Regions from separate parts of the Homo sapiens genome. Here region 2 is linked to region 1. A link is a contact called in ENCODE Hi-C or POLR2A ChIA-PET data. All regions are on one chromosome and are shown on one strand. The core of a region is the stretch at or near the end of the contact, and the rest is flanking DNA. Distances in the headings are between cores, read along the strand shown. Region 1 overlaps PTPRO (protein tyrosine phosphatase receptor type O). Region 2 overlaps EPS8 (EGFR pathway substrate 8, signaling adaptor).

Region 1 (3,484 bases), core at 646-3,145:
TCAAACACCCTCAAGGGGGCACTAGTGCCCCAATTGAGGATCAAGGGTTGTCTCTTACCTTTCCTGCACTGAAGGCAATCTGCTCTTCCTCCCTTGTGGTCTATACTTAAATTCTACGAATGTGGAGAGCACCAACTTCCAACTTTGCATAATCTTTCTATTAAGAAAAAAGTTGCCTGTCTACCAATTCCAGCCATTATCTCTGACTCTGACCTCTGTGGGTGTAAAGGGCCGTTCAAAAACTCATTTCCAGGTAACTGTAATTACTTGAAGATTGAGCTCATATTCCCAATGTCTTCCTTTTTCCAAGCTTTACTAATACAGGAAGCTATTAAGTGTTTCTCAGGTCCTAGCAGCTTTCTCCAACTCATTTGGTTTTTCAGTCTCCCTTAAAATTTAAGTTCAGAGGTGGTCTTATCAAAGTAGCATTTAGTGGGCCTATTGGATACTTCACTGAAATTTCTATGTGACATCATGGTCGAAGGTGCCTCAGGAATATGAGTCAAAGTCATGAACTAGTACAACTGTATCTACATAGGACTGTGAGTTAAAACCATGATAGTTTCCCAAACTTATCAAAATGTTTGGAGTCTCCATGTCTCCCTGATAATAGAATGGACTATGTAAACCAGCTTGGAAAATTTATTTAAACTTTACAAGAAGGAAAGTTGAGTTTTCATGGAAATTATTTCTAGTTAATGTAACCCTTAGGATCAATAACCTTTTTCTTATTGGTATCTTAAATATCAAATGGAATATTGTTTCTATCTTATTCCTCTCTGTAGACAAGACAATCTTTTTATGATGTGCCTTTCTTATTTTCTTGAAAACATATAATGTTGGTTTTTATCCTTTAGTCAAAAGATCTGTTCTACTAATCATGTTATTGTGTATATAAGCCCTTTCCATTTTATATAACACAATGCCTGAACACCTATAACTGCTTAACAGATACTGTTGAATGAATTGAAATTGCGGACCTCAAAGTTGAACATAGTATTGCAGTTAATATTTAATCGGAACAAGTTTAACCTTTCAGAGAAGTGAAATAATATCTTGCTTTAGTAGTACCTGAATTGCAGGTTTTGTGTGTGTTTGTGTGTGTTTTTTACAGAACTTTCATTCTAGTTGTTTTATGTTTCTTCCCAGCATTCATTTTGATATATATAGAAGTCATAGTCATTCTCCTTTAAAGAAAAATACAACTTTGGCACAGATTTTTCAGAGCATGTTTGAATCAGAATGCCATTGTTAAAGCTGGGGCCGTAACTGGTTGGGCTAACCTGCAGTTCAATTTATCTATAATAGAGGCCTCTTTAGAATGCCTCTGAATGACTCCTGTGTCATGGAGGGTAGGTTCTACCTCTATAGAAAGAAACCAAACTACCAATGAGTCCAGTATCATATAAATTAATCTAATGTGTCATGTGCAAGGGTAGAGAGCCCTCAAACAGTTGCCAATAATTCTCAACATTGTATCATCAATAAACATCCATAAAAAGAAATGCACCAATAATGGTGCTTTTCCCAGGATGTTGAACCAACCATCCCATTAGGAATTTTAGGTTGCCAGCAGTTTCACGAAACTTTGGTGGTATGTGGTGACAGGTCCCTTTGACAGTCAGTCATTACTATCTTCTAGTCTTGGTGAATCAACCTGGATCCCTGGGCCAACTTTAAGAGGACATGTTAAGTCTACATAAGATAATCAGTTTCCCAACCTTAAAAAAAAGAAAAAGAAAGGAAAGAAAAAACAGGAATGAGACGTGTTGGACACATCACAAATAGCTCTCTGGTAATAGAATATCCATTCATCAATCCATTTAACTAATATATATTAAGAACCTTCTAAGTACTACTCAGATGCCAGAGTACTTGTGGTAGTCGTGATGGTAATGAACCCAGAGCGCTACTTTCACTTTCTGTTCACAAGGAGCTTATGATCTAGTGAAGGGGAAGATGGTAATAGTGCTGTACAGTGCTCTACAACAGGGAAATGTGGTGCAGAATGACTGTGTGGTCAAAGCTTTCTTTGAGGAAGCCATGGAGGCTATGGTCTGAATAACAAGAAGAACCAGCCACAAAAAGGCCAAGAAGGAGGATGCCAGACAGAGGGAACAGGCAGGCCTGAGTATAGATCTTTTAAGGCATGCAGTTGGAATATTATCTTCAGAGTAATGAAGGGCCATTTAGAGAACTTAAAATAAACAGTCCGATTTACATTTAAAACAATCCCTCTGGTTGCTTAATGAGAAAGGGATTATTGTATCAACAATGAAAGTAGGGGAACTAATTAAGGGGCTATTTGTGCCAGCTTTAAAAATTATATTCTAATTCAAAGAAGTTGCAAGAGAGTGATGGTAACTTTGACTACGGTGGTTGTAATGGAGATGAAGAGAAGTGGACAGAATTCAGGAGCTCTTTTGGAGGTTGTGTCCACAGAACTTTCTGATACGGCAGAAACACGAAGTGAGGGAAAGGGAAATTAATGACTCCCAGGCTTCACCCTTGAGCAACTAGGACAAATGGTGGCGCAATTCACTGAGATTGAGATGACTAGTAAAACTACAGGAGGAGGACATTTAGGGTGAAGTAAGAATCAAGGATTCTTCTTTGGATGTAAACAAATTTAAAATGATTATTGGATATCCCGGTGCAGATGTGAAGGCCAGGGGAGAATTCTGGGCTGGAAATATAAATTTGGAAGTGTCTGGATGAAATCACCAAGTAGTAAGTAAAGACAGGGAAGAAAAGAGAAGCCCTGGATCAACTCTAGAGGAGCCACCCCAGCAGTTAGAAATTCAGCTTAGCAGGAAGCATCAGAAAGAGAGAGTGGAAAGGAACAGCTAAGGAGGTCAGAGAAAACAAAACAAAACAAAACAAAAACAGAATTGCACACCACCATCATCAAACTTATGCTTTATCCTGACCACAGACATGTTCGGGCACGTTCGAGATAAGGAATCATATAACTTTAGTGCTAGGAGAGCTTTTGGAGATAATTCAGTGCTATGTCCTCATTTGAACAAGCTGGCGCTTAGAGAAATGTGACACGCTTTATACATTGCTAGGTCTTGGTCCAGAAACAGTCATTTCGTACTTTTTATCCATCTGCTGCTTCTATTCCTGGACTGGGGTGTGGCCTTTTTCCTTCAAACTTCATTTTTTCTATTAAAAAATTTAACAGAACAGGGAGGAGCCTCATACCCACTTTTGTGACTTTCCGTTCCTCTTTGGAATTTGGTCTTAGGGACATTGGCTTGATTTTCTTAATCTTACTCATACAAACCTTTATAGAGATTAGAAATCTTTAAAACATAATTTGGCTATGGACAAGAAAAAAATCAAAATACTTTGAAATGTTAAGTATTTGGGGGATAGTAGGCTTTTTCTCTCTGTCTCTCTCAAATATGGTTATAGATACATAGAAATCTGTAGGCTGCCAGTCAGCTAGAAAGAAGCTAATAAAATGCTTAAGGTCTTA
Region 2 (3,484 bases), core at 304-2,803, 150 kb after region 1:
ATATGATATTGAAACATCTATGTCTAGGTTTCAATTTAATTTAATTTATGTCTCCCAGTCTAAGTTACAACCAAGTGGGAGGGGGTATTATCATTACTTAGGATTTTCACTAAAAGATCAGTGAAACTTAATTTCCACCAATACTTTGTGACATTGTCTAACAATGATTTTGTTTCAAACATTAAAAAAAAAATCTTCTTTAAACCTCTTAAATCATCACACATTTTGTCTCCTGCAATGTCTTCTAGAGCAATCACGTTTTAATATCTCTTTCCAGTACCATTGGTAAAGACGGCACCATGTATTTTTCTATGCTATTTTTTCAAATATCAATTAACAAAGAATTTTTATGTGTGAATAAACTCAAAAAACTAATAAGGATATTAAGTTCTTGTAACAATAATGTGGTTAATGCCTGTGAAGGTATCACAATTTCTAGACCATATAGAAGAACAGTATTTTCTCAACACCAGTATCAATGTAAATGGAGTAGTTTTATGCCTTTAAGTCAACACAATAAAATCACTTAAAATAGTTAACTTAGTTCCTCTTTCTTTATGACAAAATTCTTAAGCTGTTTATAAATCAGAACATAATTTTGGGAAAAGTCTATGATCAAATCAGAATGTTGTTTGGTTAACAAGTGGCTGAAGAAAACTACTTATAACAAAATTTAATATGCAACTTTAGAAAGAACTACTTTAGCACTAATTATGTTTGCTATTGTGATGGTGTTCATAGGAAGGGCTAATAAAGAAAAGAGGCATAGACATATTCTAATACTACTATTATATTTCCCTCCAGTTCTTGTCTATTCCCTGAGTTGCTATGATGACATCATCAGCACACATGTACTACTGGATGCTATACTATACATGGAAATTACTAATATCTCAGTTCAAAATGTTTTGATATTTTACTGACTTGGGAAACTATGCTAATTTTAAAAAGAATCACTTCTATTTATTGAGTTTTAACTCTGCATCAGGTATCATGCTAAATGCATTCTATTGTCTTAATCTTGACATTAGTTTTTGAAGGAAGTACTATTCTTCATTCTCATTTTATAGATGAAGAAATTGAAACAAACAGACTGCCATTTGTGTGGTATTTTGAAGCTTAATAAAATCACATAGTACCATGAATGACTGAAAAGTAATGTCTTATTTGCATCTAAGGTAAAATCATAGGCAGAAGTGAACACAAAGGAGAAAGGGAAAGAAAACATTTAATGAGCCCCCAGTTCATAAGACATTTTACAAATATCACCTCACTTTATCCTTAAAACAACATTATCAGCTAGTTATTGGCTCTATTTTATGGGTGAGATGACAGCCTCAAGGCGGTTAAGTCATTTGCCTAAGTGGTAATGATACGGAAGGGAAGGGAGTGGTCCCTTTAAATAATACAGAAGTGGGGAAAGGAAGTGCTGGGTAGAGGAAGGCGGGGTCACTGGTTAGGGCTCCACCCCCATGGACCTAGATGAGGACAGGCATTTTTGTTTTCCTGCCCAAATGTTGCATTTCCCAAGACCAGCCTGGCTTGCCACGCCCCCATTTTGTGCCTATAAACACCCTGAGAACCTAGCAGGCAGGCACATAAGCAGCTGGACATTGAGAGGGGCACATCGGCAGAGGAACACACCAACAGGCACTAGCATGCTGCAGGCCACTAACCAGCAGAATGACGCGGAATTTGGAGTTTAGCAGGGGCAGCCGGACTCCAGGGGAAAACCATTCTCCCTTGTGGCTCCCCCATCTGCTGAGAGCTACCTCCACTCAATAAAACCCTGCACTCATTCTCTAAGCCCACGTGTGATCCGATTCTTCCCATACGCCAAGGCAATAACCCCAGGATACAGAAAACCCCCTGTCCTTGCAATAAGGTAGAGGATCTAATTGAGCTGGTTAACACAAGCTGTCTATAGACAGCAAAACTAAAAGAGCACCCTGTAACACTCGCCCACGGGGGCTTCATCTGTAAACATTCACTCCTAGACACTGCTGTGGGATTGGAACCTCACAGCCTGCCAGTCTGCATGCTCCCCTAGAGGTCTGAGCAGCGGGGCACTGAAGAAACAAGCCACACCGACATTGCATGCCCTGCGAGGGGGACAAAGGAACTTTTCTTGTTTCAGTAACAGAAGAAGCTAAAATTAGAAGCAGAACTCAAACTCTGATCTGACTGACTTATATCCCTTTTTTTTTTTCAGTAAGTTACACCATTGTGTGATAGTTTGACCACTGTGTGCTTGCCAAAAGTTTTCAGTTTTATTTGCTCGGATGTGCAATTATATTCTTTATTCTAATCAACTCTTCTTAAAATAAGGTATTAAAAATGCTAGTTTTTGGAAAGGAAGAGTATTTACTGAGAAAACTAGGATTAAATATATTTTTAATGCTAAATATCCTTTTTCCATAACAGCACCACATGCTAAATTAGTACAGCTCAACATACTTTACAAAAGCAAACAGAAAAAGACCTACCAGGGCCTGACATAAACCAGCTGGGTGGGAAGATGGAAAAACATACTCTAAAAACATCTTTTTTAAAAGTTTTGTTTTGTTTTTAATTGACAAATAATAATTGTATATATTTATAGTGTACAATGTAGTGCTTTGATACATGTATAACTATGAAATGATTAAATCAGGCTAATTAGCATATCCAACACCTCAAATATTTATCATTTCTTTGTGGTAAGAACATTTAAAACCCTCTCTGTTAGCTATTTTGAAATACGCAAAACATTAGTATTAACTATAGTCACTGTGCTGTGCAATTGGTCACCAGAACTTATTTCTCCTAACTGAAACTGTGTACCCATTGTTAAGTGAAATAAGCCAGGCACAGAGATTTCACTTATACGCAGACTCTAAAAAAGTTGGATTCACGGAAGTAGAAAGTAGGATGGTAGTTAGCAGAGGCTGGGAGTTGGGGAAGGAGGTGGACCAGGAGAAGAGAAACATTGGTAATATCATCTTTAATGAGACTGAAACGCCTGAATTCAAATTTCATTCTGGTGTATTAAATGGCATCTAAAAATAGTAAATCATAAAACATTACAGGTACAGCAAGAAGAGCTGTAACCCAAGGATGAGATATAATATTTTAATATTTAACCACCCTGTCACCACATGATTACCTTCCTCTGCATCACCTAGAGCAAAGGACATTAAGCAGCAAACAAAATACTGCAGGTGACTCACTGCATTTCCGTATAGCTCCTTAAGAGGATCAATCTTTTCTAAAGTGTACAATATATCTTTATAAATGCTTACAACATACGAAGTGGAAAATGGTATCTTTAGGCAACTGCTGTACTGATTCATCCCACTTCTCTAAATCATAAATACATCTCCCGAATATTACTACAAGTAAAAACTTAATTGTTAAACCACATGGGACTCTTTAAAAAGCATAAGAATTCTATTTTTTTAAAGGTTAACTAAATCTTTCTAGTGTATTATAATGCACATACTTA

Evidence for each region. Hi-C counts contacts between places; a loop is a spot of excess contacts on that map. ChIA-PET counts read pairs that join two places held with the same protein, here RNA polymerase II (POLR2A). Pooled maps may share reads with other maps.
Region 2: a loop to region 1 is called in a map of CD14-positive monocyte, with 2.7 times the contacts of the local background. The contact joins two enhancer-like sites. A Hi-C loop is called at or near these places in 1 of 168 maps with a recorded cell type or tissue (CD14-positive monocyte), 1 of 37 single-sample maps with no recorded cell type and 2 of 50 pooled maps. POLR2A ChIA-PET finds 5 or more read pairs at or near these places in 2 of 52 experiments (OCI-LY7 and activated CD8-positive, alpha-beta memory T cell).

The regions. Positions count from the first base shown.
Region 1 is chr12:15,532,561-15,536,044 of GRCh38, forward strand. All of the region lies in intron 12 of PTPRO (protein tyrosine phosphatase receptor type O), which reads left to right. Among named protein-coding and RNA genes, the nearest start is that of PTPRO, 210 kb to the left of the region's middle. RefSeq lists enhancers at 1,898-1,987, 2,403-3,484. Within about 2 kb of position 1,896, at least 7 of the 41 ENCODE cell types and tissues checked have a DNase peak (open chromatin) inside an H3K27ac peak, as active enhancers do; they include CD14-positive monocyte, where a contact is called at or near this core.
Region 2 is chr12:15,686,938-15,690,421 of GRCh38, forward strand. All of the region lies in intron 1 of EPS8 (EGFR pathway substrate 8, signaling adaptor), which reads right to left. Among named protein-coding and RNA genes, the nearest start is that of EPS8, 100 kb to the right of the region's middle. Within about 2 kb of position 1,554, at least 20 of the 41 ENCODE cell types and tissues checked have a DNase peak (open chromatin) inside an H3K27ac peak, as active enhancers do; they include CD14-positive monocyte, where a contact is called at or near this core.